Linked DNA regions of Homo sapiens: region 2 is linked to region 1. Evidence: chromatin contacts called from ENCODE Hi-C or POLR2A ChIA-PET data. All regions are on one chromosome and are shown on one strand. The core of a region is the stretch at or near the end of the contact, and the rest is flanking DNA. Distances in the headings are between cores, read along the strand shown. Region 1 holds the start of SHLD2 (shieldin complex subunit 2). Region 2 holds the start of MARCHF5 (membrane associated ring-CH-type finger 5).

Region 1 (7,074 bases), core at 1,797-4,296:
ATGAGCCACCACGCCCAGCCACTCCCTGCTTCTAATAAATCAGGAATTATAATACCTACAGTGTGAAAAGAAATACTCCAAATATTCACTAAATGGGGGAAGAGATGGATAATTTCATTCTGTTTTTCTAAAATCTATTTCTGCTGTTCATATTTTTTTAACAACTTGTATGTAATTTTAAAACATAATGACCAGGTGCAGTGGCTCAACACCTGTAATCCCAGCACTTTCGGTGGCCAAGGCGGGCAGATCATTTGAGGCCAGGAGTTTGAGAACAGCCTGGCCAACACTGTGGAACTTCGTCTCTATTAAAAATACAAAAAAATTAGCCTGGCATGGTGGCGGGCGCCTGTAATCCCAGCTGCTCGGGAGGCTGAGGCAGGAGAATCACTGGAACCTGGGAGGCAGAGGCTGCAGTGAGCTGAGATTGCACCACTGCACTCCAGCATGGGCAACAGAGCAAGACTGTCTCAAAAAAACAAAACAAAACAAAACCATGATGATTTTAAAAATAAAAACATCTGTTTTATAGGGTACTCATGAAGCCAGTTTGTAAGGCACCTACACACAGGAGATTCTCAATTAAAAAAAAAATAGTAATTTCCACAGCTCTATTCCTCACCTCTTCCAAAGCTTCTTCAATTCTGCCTTTCCTTTTTTGAGATGAAGACTCGCTCTGTTGCCCAGGCTGGAGTGCAATGGCACGATCTCGGCTCACTGCAACCTCTCTCCCTGGTTCAAGTGGTTCTCCCAAGTAGCTGGAACTACAAGCACTGCCCAACCCCCTCCCCGCCACCACGCCTGGCTAATTTTTGTAGGCCCCCCACCACGCTTGGCTTATTTTTGTATTTTTAGTAGAGACAAGGTTTCACTGTGTTGCCCAGGCTGGTCTCGAACTCCTGACCTCAAGTGATCCGCCCACTTTAGCCTCCTAAAGTGCTGGGATTACAGGCGTGAGCCACCTCCTTAGGCCCAATTCCACCTTCTTGAATTCAGGTGAACAAGTCACAGAAGAAGCAAAGTTAAACATTTATTTTTCTGAAGGCTAAGGTTATAAAGAACAACAAAAACAATAAAACTAAGCTTTTAAAGATTTTTCCTCAGAACATAAACAAATAATTTAATCCAAAAAGAAAAATATTTCCATGTTTACTGATGCTAATCATTTTATTCTGAAACTCCGTGGGTTTTTTGCAGGAGTGGGGGATTGCAATGTAAGAGAGTAAAACGATAATACATCCAGAAAAAAGGAAATTTGATACCTTAATCTTTTGACCATCAAGGAAAATTCAGGATTCAGGTCAGAGTACATTTTTCACTGAAAAACACAGTGCAAATACAATTAATGACAATGACTTATTTAGCAAGTAAGGTAAAATATAAGTTCCACCTGTATGAAAAGATAATTTTGACTTTGAGAGTACACTTAGATGAATGTCATTTAACAGATCCAGGTTGTCACCTTATATTTTACACAATATTTCGAGAACTAAGAACTTTCTCTTCCATATTCTAAAAGATGAATAACATGAACATATCGGGAAGCACCATCGTTTTGCAGGTCCAATGGGTGTCATTTTAAAACCACCCAAGTACACTGAGACCGCTAACGCTAGTAATGTGGTGTTTGGCAGCTAGTTTTAATGACTGTCATTAGAGCTTTATTTTTTATTTTCTTTTTATAGAGACGAGCCCAGGCTGGTCTTGAACTCCTGGCCTCAAGCGATCAGCCTGCTTTGGCCCCCAAAGTGCTGGGATTACAGGCGTGAGCCACCGTGCCAGCCTCGTTAGTTTGAAAAGCACCAAAAGCTATCCATAGGAATGTGAACTTTAGCATTTCCTATCAAGTATGTATAAATACATAACTGAACCCTCATACAGCATAAAGCTTATAAATCATATACTGAGGCCAGGCGCGGTGGCTCACGTCTGTAATCCCAGCATTCTGGGAGGCCTAGGCGGGCGGATCACTTGAGGTCAGGCGTTGGAGACCAGCCTGGCCAGCACAGCGAAACCCCGTCTCTACTAAAAATGCAAAAATTAGCCGGGCGTGGTGGCGCGGGCCTGTAATCCCAGCTACCCCGAGGCTGAGGCAGGAGAATCGCTAGAACGAACCCAGGGAGGTGGAAGCTGCAGTGAGCCGAGATGGTGCCACTACACTCCCGCCTGGGCGACAGAGCAAGATTCCATCTCAAATAAATAAATAAAATAAAAAATAAATCATATACTGAACCATTTAACAAATACATATATTCCTGAGAAAGAATTTCCTGGGGGCATTATCGCATTTCTAGTTTCCTTATTTTAGACTATTTCAGAGGGAGATAGGGTCTCCCTCTGTTGCCCAGGCTGGGGTGCAGTGGAGCTATCGTAGCTCACTGCAGCCTCGAACTCCTGGGCTCAAGCCATCCTCCAGCCTCGACCTCCCAAAGTGCTAGGACTAAAGGCGTGAGCCACCGCGCCGGGCCGGAGCCTCTGTCTGCAAAGGTGAAGCAGTCAGTACTGTGGGGCGACACAACCACGACGTGCGTAACTATGCGATCTCCACACTGCGGAGCAGTTGAACGGGACAATAAAAGCTCGCGTGGTGAGAGCTTGTGGGCGAGTGACTCCCTTCCAGCTCACGCCAGCCACGCATAATCCAACTCCGGGTGCCACGCCGCTCTCTGCAGCCCTGGCTGGTGACGCCGAGCCCTCAGCCCGGCCTTACGCGGCGGCGGCTCTGCCTCGCTTTCCTGCCCACGTGTCAGCCCCTGCACGCCCGGCCCCGGCCTGAGGCCGCCAGAGGACAGGCCAGGGTGGGCCGCCCGTTCCGAGGGCGCGCGGGCGGAAAGGAGGGGCGCCCGTGACTCACATGACCCGGTCCCCGACCAGACCGCCAAGCCTCACCCACGCGGCGCTCGGGGGGACTCGGCCTCTGAGCGCCCTACAGAGGCCAGCCCCCGACCCCGACCTCCCTGGGCTACCCCCAACCCCCCTGAGGGACCCCCGCGGCGCACATACCTGAGAGCCCCGCCGGAGGCGGGTGCGGCCTCCGGGCAAATCCGGCCGCCCGTGGGCCCGCCCCGACCCGCCCCGACCCGCCCCGACCTTCCCCTCCCTGCCCCTCCCGTCCGTTCCCCTCCACTCTCCTCCCCGCCCTTCCTCTCCCCTCCCCTCCCTTCCCCACTGGCGCGCGAGCGTGCGCGCCGAGCCCGCCCGCGCCTGCGCGCCCCCGACGCCCCGCCGGCGCGCGCTGCCGCCAGCGAGGCCCGGGGAGGCCGCGGCGGAGGCGGAGGCCCGGCGCCCTGGGCGGCGCCCTGTCCCCGAAGTCCGTCCTCCCCGTTAGGTGGCGAGCGCCCGAGGGGAGGGGACAGCCGGGCAAGCAGGAAGCTGCGGCTTAAAAGGGCAACCCGCGCGGGACCCTTCCTCCCTAGTCGCGGGGAGTCTGAGAAAGCGCGCCTGTTTCGCGACCATCACGCACCTCCCCTCCGCTTGTGGCCATGTACCGCTACCTGGGCGAAGCGCTGTTGCTGTCCCGGGCCGGGCCCGCTGCCCTGGGCTCGGCGTCCGCCGACTCGGCCGCGTTGCTGGGCTGGGCCCGGGGACAGCCCGCCGCCGCCCCGCAGCCGGGGCTGGCATTGGCCGCCCGGCGCCACTACAGCGAGGCGGTGGCCGACCGCGAGGACGACCCCAACTTCTTCAAGATGGTGGAGGGCTTCTTCGATCGCGGCGCCAGCATCGTGGAGGACAAGCTGGTGGAGGACCTGAGGACCCGGGAGAGCGAGGAGCAGAAGCGGAACCGGGTGCGCGGCATCCTGCGGATCATCAAGCCCTGCAACCATGTGCTGAGTCTCTCCTTCCCCATCCGGCGCGACGACGGCTCCTGGGAGGTCATCGAAGGCTACCGGGCCCAGCACAGCCAGCACCGCACGCCCTGCAAGGGAGGTGAGCGTCGGCCGGGCCCCGTCCCGCCCTCCCTGCCTCCCCTGCGGCCCTCCCCTCCGGCCTCCTGCCGGTGCGGGGCCGCTGCTCAGCCCAGCCCAGCCCAGCTGGAGCGGGCCGGGTCCCCGCCCGGGTCACCCCGCCTCGGATGTGGCCGGCTCTGTGGATGGTGATTTTTCCGCCTTAAAATCATCATGCGATTGGCCTGCCCCCTCCCCCGCGCCGTCACCCCGGGCCTCTGTATATGCTGATCTTGCATGCAGAGTAGACGCTGCACCGGTCTCCTTTTGGTCCCGGTGTCTGTGTCACACACGGCGGGTCCTGCCGAAATGCACTTCTAGGAAAGGGAATGACCTGCCCGTGTGATAATGCCTCGTCAGTGTTCTTGGGCTTTTGTGAGTCTCCCCTAAATGCAAGCTGTCAAATTATTTTCTGGTATTTGTTCACTCCTGTTCCAATAGTGACAGATGATATCCGAACATAGAAAATGACTTGGCTTCTAAGTTTGAAATCTAGACAGTTTTATTAACCAAAGGAATTTACTAATCACGCGTTAATCGTTTCAATTAAGTAATTTTCCCATTCTGACAAGTTCTGTTTTATACCAAAAAAAAGGAAAAACACAAAAAAATCACAAGCAATGTAATATCTCTGACAAATAAACACCTGGCGTCCTGACAGTAAATTTACAGGTTGTAGGCTGCGGATGGCCAGCCAGCCAATGGAATGAAATAGCTCTGGGGGTGTGTACTGGTCCTGGCTAGCCCTGAATTTGAGCTTCAGGAAAAATATAGTACGTGAAGAAAGGGGTCAGATAATGTTTGGTAGTCACTGGGTTATCCTGTGGTTTAAATCATTTAATGTCTGTAGATTTGGCCTCTGTAGTCAGATTGCTTTCTTCGAGCAAATAAGAGCTTTTTTCCCCCCAATACATTGCATCATACCTCTTTAGTAACATAAAATGGAAAGGACAAACCACTTTTGTCTACTGTAAAAAAGAAAAATTATATGGAATAAAGAGCCCAGGGAGGCGAGGAGTCTTGTTGGAGGTGGATTGGCTGAGAAGCACAGAGGATGTTGGGCTAGACCCATGTCTCAGTAAACCTGGTTCTGTGGTCTTTCAGTTATGCCCGCTGACTTATGAGGATTTTTAGAAATCCTCTCTGTACCGGAAAAAACTTGAGCGGTGCTGGTGTTCCCAGCAGGGGGGACAAAGGTTGTTTTTAAAGATTTACTAAATTTGCATTGACCCCGCCCACTTCTAGGACTTAACTTTGGAGCTTAATTATCCCCTAGCTCTGGTTGCCTCAGCCAAAACCAATGTTTGAACCACTTTGACCTCTGATTTCCTTTCTAGCTTCAAAATTGTATAAAATGTACACACCGTCAGTCTCCTACATTTGCCTGCCTTCTTCCTACCACTCCCTTATTATCCAAACCAGGAAAACAAGTTCAGACTCCAAAGAAAGGCAAATAAGGATGTTGGAGGAAGTTCAGGCAATGTTTAGCAAATATTGAGTTGCATCGTTTTCTTAAAACGGACATCAAGTTTATTTTTTACTATCTTGCTGGCAGCATTTGCCAGTCCTTTAAAAGGTGTACAGATAAATCAGTGTATGTGGTTTTCTGCAGGATGATTTGGTCTCTGAAATCCTTTTTCTTCGATTCTTCAGATGCCCAGCTCTCTCCTGTTTTTATAAGTCGCAGCTCCGCAAACTCACTGAAGCAACTCGTTTACCATAGTTTGTGAGTCCTCTTTCTCTTGTTGCCACAGCAGTTTTAATGCCAAAATATTGAACCTAGCAACAAATTGGGTCAGCCATACCAAAGCACTGTTACTGTAGCACTTGCTTGTACTAGAGTGTAAGATACAATTTTCTGTTCCGTTTATCCCATTTACAAAAAAACATGCTATTAACCCCCAGCATATAAACAGGGAGAAACTGAATTGTTACTAGTAAACTGTTGCAAGCATTGATAGAACATCAAAGAAAATTGGCCTCTACAAAGTGACAAATTTATTATCTTCAGGAATTTGAAAGGCTTTCTGGATTGGGGAAGATTACATAGCTATGAAAGCCCTTAAATATTTTAGTTTGCTTAATAAACAGTATACTAAACAGATGATCAGCAAAATTTGGGTACTATAGCCTTCCATGCTTTGTGTTCAAGACATCCCCAGATCTATCTACCCATTTATCACCCTTGTTTGCAGAGAATGTGCATTGTAAGAGAGACAGGTCTTCTTTCTTAAAGCTTTTTTAACGTCTAAGAAATTGTTAACCTTTGTAGTCCCACTCTAGTCTTAGAAACACAGAATATATTAGGTGATTGAGATTTTTTTAAATGCTTTGGATAATCCCTATGAAATTCTGTCTTTCCCTCTTAAACATATTTTAACACGTTCTTCTTACCTCTCCCCACTAACCTGTCTTCTCTCCCATTGGTTCTTTGCCAAAAAAAAAAACCTCATCTGCCTCTCTCCACCCTTTTACCAACCTTCAGCTTTCTGTATCTCATTTTCCCTCAAGAACAACCTTATCCCTGAGTTTTCTAAATTAAAATTCTTGAGGTTGAAGCAAAGCAACAATCTAGCAATAATCTCTAAGGGAAACAGATGGTTATAAGACTTGGTGGCTGATGTGTACTTTTTCCAAGTAAATATTTAATAATACACACTGTTTTTGTGCTTTTCTTTTCCCAGTTACTACATGTACCTGAGGCCGTTAGATTTGTCTGTGTTAAGGATTTGAAAGGGTAAGCTAAAGGATCTGAAGGGAAGTTTAAGTGAGGCCTTAAAAATATTTCCAGCAAAGGGGCATAGTGTGAGAATATGCGACTGATTTGAGAAGACTGGTTCAAAAGTTCTGGTGGGTTTGGAAATATTATCAAAGATTGTTCTATTAACTTTCCCAGAGTAAATTATCTGTATTTCATTTGCTATGGTTCTGCCTGAGACCAGTCTACCTTTTTAGAAGGAAGTTTATTGTTTTAAAGTCAGTTTGGAGGGAAAGTACAGATTGATAATAGCAATTTATTGATGGTAGGAGTCAATTAACTTTCTCTTCCAGTCTGCCCCCCCCCAGTTGTCTTGATATTAAAACTATTAAAATTCCCTATCACTGATGCTACTATCATAAAATTTTCTAA
Region 2 (7,074 bases), core at 3,055-5,554, 5.2 Mb before region 1:
GCGCCACTGCACTCCAGCCTGGGCGACTGAGCGAGACTCTGTCTCAAAAAAAAAAATAAAAAATAAATAAATAAATAAATAAAAGAAGTTGTCACCAGTTGGCCCAAGTGACAGAGTGAGACTTCGCCTCAAAAAAAAAAAAAAAAAAAAAAAAAGAAAAGTTGCCTCTAGTTTAAAAACCCTGAAAGATTAAATGGTATAAATTGAACATACCATTCATATTACAATTAAAATAGTCTTCACTTTGACAGTTTAGACAACACAAACACCCCTGGAATTGAAGCTCCATAAGGGCATTTTTGTTATGTTCAATTCACCACTATATACCAAGGGCCTAGAATAGTACTGGGCATATGAAGACACTCAGTATTTGTTAAATAAATTCAATAAGTGTAAATGTTTAATAATTGATTTACTGAAAAATAACATTTTTTTTTAAGACAGGGTCTTGCTCTGTTACCTGGGCTGTAGTACCCAGGGGCACAAACACAGCTCACTACAGCCACGACCCCCAAGGAATCCTTCCACCTCAGCTTCCTGAATATTTGGGACCACAGGCATGTGCCACCAGGCCTGGCCTAATTTTTAACATTTTTGTAAAGACTGAGTCTTGCCATGTTGCCCACACTGGTGTCTAACTCCTGGGCTCAAGCAATCCTCTCATCTCGGCCTCCCAAAGTGCTGGGATTACAGGCATGAGCTACTGTGCCTGGCCTAAATAAAATACGTAACTTAACCTAAAAGCAACAGAACAATATGTAACACACAGTTCCTTAGTCTTCACGAAGATAAAACCTGCATTAAAGAAATAAACAAATGAACAGTTATCTGAGCTAAATTCTGTCCCTCAAAAATTGCCACCAAAAACCAGGTTGGGGAGAAGCCAAATTCATGAAAAGAATTCTGGGTCCTAATAGGCTGACATATTTTAGTCTCTTGGCCCTGTTGGTATTCCTCAAGTGAACCATGTTGAGTATCTTTGTGTTCAACTTGCAGTAGGGCCAGCCCAGGTGAAGAAAGCTGTAAACATAAAGTAGATGGGGGAAAAATGGCCAAACTGGTTTACATTAGTCTTAAGTGCCTTCTATTTGGCTAACATAGAGTGTTTTGCTGTTTTATAGAGATGTATGTTTCATTTGCTGTAGCCCTGTGAAGTAGGGTTCTCATTTTATAAATGATAATATACATAGTGTCAGAATCTAAGTTCAAAGTCACATAGCTAGTAAGTGGCAAAATTCGAATTTCATACTTTCTATCTCTGAGCCCAAGCTTTACTCACTATACCCTACTATCTCTTATCATGAAAGATATCACTGACTTAGGACTTAGGGCAGTAGGTTTCTGCCATATCTAAAACATTTAAAAAGCTTTAAAATATAGATGCCCAGGCTCTACCCTACAGAAATTTTTGATCTTATTGGTCTTACAGTCCAGCATCCATGCATATTCTGAAATGCTCCCCAGGTAATTCTAACATGGAAGTAGGTTGCCAACTACTAATCTAGACAATAACGGTCTTTGAAAGTCATGTTAAAAATCTACCTTAAGGTATGTCAAAAGAGTACAAAGATGAGAGTAGTACAAAGATGAGAGTAAGCCAGTGTCATAGTCACCTACTTCAGTAAATGGCAGCCAGAATCTTCGCATTTCTGTTAATAAGTTTTAAATGCCTCACTAGCTTTTTTTTTTGAGATGGAGTTCCACTCTGTCACTCAGGCTGGAGTACAATGGTGCGATCTCAGCTCACTGCAACCTCCGTCTCCCAGGTTCAAGCAATTCTCATGCCTCAGCCTCCCGAGAGTTGGAACTACAGGCCCACGCCACTACGCCTGCCTAATTTTTGTATTTTTTTTTTTTTTTTTAGTAGAGACAGGGTTTCACCATGTTGGCTAGGCTGGTCTCAAAGGCCTGAGCTCTAGTGATCTGCCTGCCTTGGCCTCCCAAAGTGCTGGGATTACAAGGGTGAGCCACCGTGCCCAGGCTCACTCTTTGGCTTCTTACTTTTATGGAAATATCCAAAGAGCATATGAAAAGTTAGGTCAGCTTTTGGACATAAGAACTTTTCTAGGCTGGGCACGATGGCTCATGCCTGACAATCCAGCACTTTGGGAGGCTAGGCGGGAGGATCACTTGAGCCCAGGAGTTTGAGACCAGCACAGGCAACATGGCAAAACTCTGGCTCTATAAAAATACAAAAAATTAGCTGGGCATGGTGGTATGTGTTGTGGTCCCAGCTACTAGGGAGGCTGAGGTAGGAGGATCACCTGAGCCTGGGAGGCGGGGGTTGCAGTGAGTTGAGATCATGCCAATGCCACTGCCACTGCCACTGCATTCCAGTCTGGGCAACAGAGACCCTGTCTCAAAAAAAGAAGAAAAAAAGTCACTATGTAAAAATGAAAAGCAGGAGGCCCTCAAAGGAAAAAAATTAACTACAAAATACCCCACATCAGAACAGGGTCTCAACAGAATAGAACTGGCAGTGGCAGGTGGTTTCCTCTGGGCATATTTTAATTTGCCACAATTTGCCAATTTACAATGAAAGGAAAACCTGGTAAATTATCAGACCCCCTAGACAACTGGGGAAACTGACAAATAAGTTTGTGCATTAGTTCATACAACAAATACTTACTGATTACCTACTGAGTACCAGGCTCTGTTCTGGGATTCAAGATAAACAATAGTAAGTTTCTGCTTCCAAGAGCTTATAAACCACACACATATCACACACATATATATATAAAGCAGTCAATACAATTGTCAGGATGTTGACCTGAAACAAGGGCTGGATGAATCACCAGTTATCTCAACTGAAAAAAATCAGTGACATAATTCCTATTAACTGAGATGGCTCAAAATTCTAAGCTCCAAAAAAATGTCTGTCACTCTGGAAGGATGTGTACCCTTGGGTCATTTGTGTTCTGGGTGTGGCAGGCCCAAAAGCATTTAACTGGGTATAAACTCAATTAAGGGAGGGCCTTCATTTAACACCTTACAGTTGGAATTTTACTGAGTACAAAGAGTTGGTACCACCTGCTGAAATGGGTGGCAAGTGGTGTCTATTGAGAATTGTAAGCAACCACAAACATCATGAATTAGCTTGTACAACTTGCTATGCCAGGAAGTAAGACTTGGCTCGGGGGAAATGTGGATCTAGAGTCTCCAAAAACTCATGGTAGGACCCACGGACCAGAATTTCAACAGCAGAGGGCGGTGCACCCGACTTCACAAAGAGTTTTACCGACTGGGGCCCCCCAAGAATGGGCAACTGGACTCCTGTACGAGCTGAAACGTCTTCAATGAACTCAACGATCGTCAAGTACACTAAATGTTCAGCGTTGGACTCATTTGGCTGTTTTCCATAACCTCTACTCTGGTCTGACCGTTAAATCTCCCTTGCGGATACTCTGACCTTACAGTTCGGAGGTGGGGACGGGATGGGGCGGGGGGGACGGGGGGTGCGGGTTCAGGGAAAGTGGGAGAATGAAATCAGCCTATCAGGCTTTCCAAAAGAATGCTTATCATTGGTTCTCAGACAGAGACTTAAAATTATAAGGGGGTCATTCCCCTGAAAGATAACCCGGTTCTTGCCAGTGACATCGCTGACAAACACTTCACAAGTTGGGGAGGGGGAAGGGGGAGGGGAAGAGGGTAAGGAAAACTAATTTTGTGGATTAACAGGAGTCCCTCTCAGGTCAAAACGGGGTTCCAAGGAAACCAGACGCCACTCCTTAGCTAAGTTTCACCCAAAGTCTACGACCCAGGCCGCTCGCTCTGTCCTCCCCCAGGTCTAGACTCCAAACTTTTTGCCCCTCTCACGGCCCCCTGGCCGTGGAACTCCTCCCGGCACGCCGGGTTCTGCTCACCAAGAGCCTCGAGGGCGGGCGCGGGCAGGGCCAGAGCGAGGGTCGGCGGCTCCCGGTCCCCCCCACAGCTGCCCGTACCTGTCCAGCATCTGCTGTAGGGCTTGGTCCGGCATCTTCCGCGGAGCCGGCGCACACGGCCTTCCCCAGTGGACCCGCTCAAGGCCAGGCCCAGGGACAATAGCACTGAGAGGCGGCGGAGTAGGCCGCAGTCCGGCGGCAGCCGCGAACCCGTCACCCAGCTTCCCGGGGCAGCTCCGCTAGCCTGGCGGCGGCGGTGCAGGGCCTGCGGGAGTCCGGCGGAGGCGGCGGAGAGCGAGGAGGAGGAGCCTGAGGCGGGGAGGCGGCGATCGCGGCCCGGGTTCCCGTCCGTCGGCCCGAGGTTCCGGTCCATGGACCGCGGGCGCCGAGTTGCTGCCGGCGGAGGAGCTACCTTTGTGAGGTAAGAGTCGCCGCCTCCGTGCGCGCCAGGGTTACGACGCAGGGCGGCCCAGAGCAGCCTGGGAGATGTAGTCTTCGGACCGTCTCCACTAGAGGCTGCACAGCCCGCCCGGACCAACGCCTCCGCGCCTGCCGCCGTCTGGCCGGCGCCCTCCCGTTTCCTTCCTCCAGGGGGAAAAAATGTCTTTCGGGCCGCTTTCCAGGAAGCAGCAGGATGCGCCGCTCCACTGTCGGTAGCAACAAGGTCAGCCCTCCCTGCCTGTTTGTTTTTGCCTCCGCTCTTGCCCTCAGGTGGGACCGAGCCAGGTGAGGGGAGGGGGCTGAAGGGCCATTTCTTATCAGGGTCCCCGGCCCCGGCCGTGGCGTCGGGGCGGTCAGTGGCGGCAGTGGGGGTGGCAGAAACTCCTTCCGAAGCCCCCGGCGCTGGAGCCAGCCTCTCCTGCGGCAGAGCCCATTTTGGGGGAATTACACCACCTCCGCGAGGGGTCGGTTGGTTTGGTGCGTGAGGTTCTTCTTGAGGGGGCGGGCAAATAGGGACTGCCTGGACCAGACAGCTTCCACCCGAGTCTCTCTGTGTGTTTGGGGCTGGGGAGTTGGGGGAAGGAAAGATGATTCTCTCCCTCTCCAGGAACCTTCTCAAATGTGCCTGGGCTTTCCAGGGCTCGCCGACAGTCTCCAAATGGAACACGTTGGTGAATAAACAGCTCTTGCTTACTCAGCTGTGGGTTGTCAGGGATGTTTGTTTCTCTCTCTGCTGCTGGTCACTGTTAACCGTTTCTAGTCGCGTTGACACCTTCAAGCAGGTGGATTGGGAGTGGCGGGGGTGGGGAATCAAAAAGGAGAAATCATCAGTCACTCCTTGGGTCAGCTTCTGACGTTCGAGGGATAGCTTTGGCGGGAGGAAAGAGCTGTCGGCTCAAACGAATGCGTTTTTTGGACGACCTGTGGCGTTTTCTCTAGGGCTGTGATTGGTAGGACGCTGGTAGTTTTCCCTTGATTATGTCTAATATCTGCTACAAGGTGTTTGATTTTTTAAAAAATGAAAATGTGTTTTTAAAGCTCTTTTTATATGTAGAATTTTACAATCAACTTTTCATTATCTGTTCAAAATTTGCGAAGTATATTTGAACTAGAGTGTTCATTGCTGGGAAAAAACAACAAACCCAAAAAATGTGACCAGAAGCTTACTTGGCCTCCAATTTTTGAAATATGTTTTTGAGAAACAGCACCCACCCCCCCCCACCACACACATACACACACACTCCTCCTAGGGAAAGAAAATGAGTATTTAGTTTAATCGGGGTGTCTAATATTTTATATATATTTGTATTATATATAATATATATGTATTATATAATATATAATACATTTATAATATATAATACATATATACATTTATAATATATAATACATATATATATATATATATATATATATTTTTTTTTTTTTTTGGTAGAGACGCGGTCTCGCCATGTTGCCCAGGCTGGTCTTGCAACTCCTGGGCTCAAGCGAGCCACCCGCATTGGTCTCCCAAAGTGTTGGGATTACAGATGTGAGTCACCGCATGTGACCAGTGTCTAATATTTTATTTAATTAATTCATTTATTTAATTAATTCATTGATTTTGAGAGATGGAGTCTTGCTCTGTTGCCCAGGCTGGAGTGCAGTGGCGCTGTCTTGACTCACTGCAAGCTCCACTTCCTGACTTCAAGTGATCCTTCTAGCCTCAGCTTCCCAAGTAGCTGGGACTACAGGTGTGTGCCACCACACCCAGCTAATTTTTGTGTTTTTTAGTAGAGATGGGGTTTCACTATATGTTGACCAGGCTGGTCTCGAACTTCTGACCTCAGGCGATCAGCCCGTCTCGGCCTCCCAAAGTGCTGGGATTACAGGGGCGAGCCACCGCGCCTGGTCTATTTTATTTTTTTGAGACGGAGTCTCGCTGTGTTGCTCAGGATGGAGTGCAGTGGCACTATCTTGGCTCACTGCAGTCTCCTCCTCCGGGTTCAGGTGATTATCGTGCCTCAGCCTCCGGAGTAGCTGGGATTACAGGCTCGCACCACCATGCCTGGCTAACTTTTGTATTTTTGGCAGAGGCAGGGTCTCACCATGTTGACCAGGCTGATCTTGAACTGATCTCAGGTGATCTGCCTGCCTCGGCCTCCCATAGGGCTGGGATCATAGATGTGAGCCACCGTGCACAGCCCGGTGTCTTAACATTTTAAATTATTATTTTTTGCTCCTTGTGCTGTGTCAGTCTAACCTTATTGTGTACTTATTTCTTAAGCAGTTGTCAGCCATGGGAGTTGGATATATACTTCCTGCTTAAAAACAGAATTTTATCCCAGCATATGGATTAAGTACACTAGTACAAACTCCAAGATTCTAAGATCTTAACCAATGTTAGAATGTCTGTTTCAACTGAAATTGGAAAATATGATACCTTTTGTTGATAGCAAAGACTTGTGCACCTTGACCTTATTATACCAACAAATGGATTTTATGTTTGCATTTTTATGAAAAATCAGCTTTCTGGCTGTGTCAAAAACCTTTTAAAGTAGAAAAAAATCCTGTTACTGGTCTAAAGAGTGATTAGCATGTGACCCAGTAATTCCACTTCTAGGTATTTTCAAGAGAAATGAAAACATGTCTACACAAAATCTTGTTTGTGAATGTTCATAGCAGCATTATTCTGGGTTTTTTTTTTTTTTTTTTGAGACAGAGTCTCGCTTTGTCATCCAGGCTGGAGTGCAGTGGCGCCAGCTCACTGCAT

Evidence for each region. Hi-C counts contacts between places; a loop is a spot of excess contacts on that map. ChIA-PET counts read pairs that join two places held with the same protein, here RNA polymerase II (POLR2A). Pooled maps may share reads with other maps.
Region 2: a pooled map shows a loop between it and region 1 (18-fold over the local background). The contact joins the promoter of MARCHF5 here to the promoter of SHLD2 in region 1. A Hi-C loop is called at or near these places in 8 of 50 pooled maps. POLR2A ChIA-PET finds 5 or more read pairs at or near these places in 2 of 52 experiments (GM12878 and WTC11).

The regions. Positions count from the first base shown.
Region 1 is chr10:87,091,178-87,098,251 of GRCh38, reverse strand. SHLD2 (shieldin complex subunit 2) reads right to left here and starts at 3,046. Exons shown (of 10, transcript NM_001330112.2): 1 at 3,004-3,046; 2 at 1,263-1,318. GLUD1 (glutamate dehydrogenase 1) reads left to right here and starts at 3,409. Exons shown (of 13, transcript NM_005271.5): 1 at 3,409-3,927. The coding sequence starts at 3,483. RefSeq lists enhancers at 2,396-2,455, 4,860-5,397 and silencers at 2,498-2,755, 2,676-3,375, 3,496-3,635, 3,836-4,175.
Region 2 is chr10:92,288,397-92,295,470 of GRCh38, reverse strand. MARCHF5 (membrane associated ring-CH-type finger 5) reads right to left here and starts at 4,304. Exons shown (of 6, transcript NM_017824.5): 1 at 3,942-4,304. The coding sequence starts at 3,976. It overlaps CPEB3 (cytoplasmic polyadenylation element binding protein 3), which reads left to right and starts at 4,393. Exons shown (of 10, transcript NM_014912.5): 1 at 4,393-4,545. RefSeq lists enhancers at 3,364-3,942, 4,890-5,099 and a silencer at 4,080-4,329.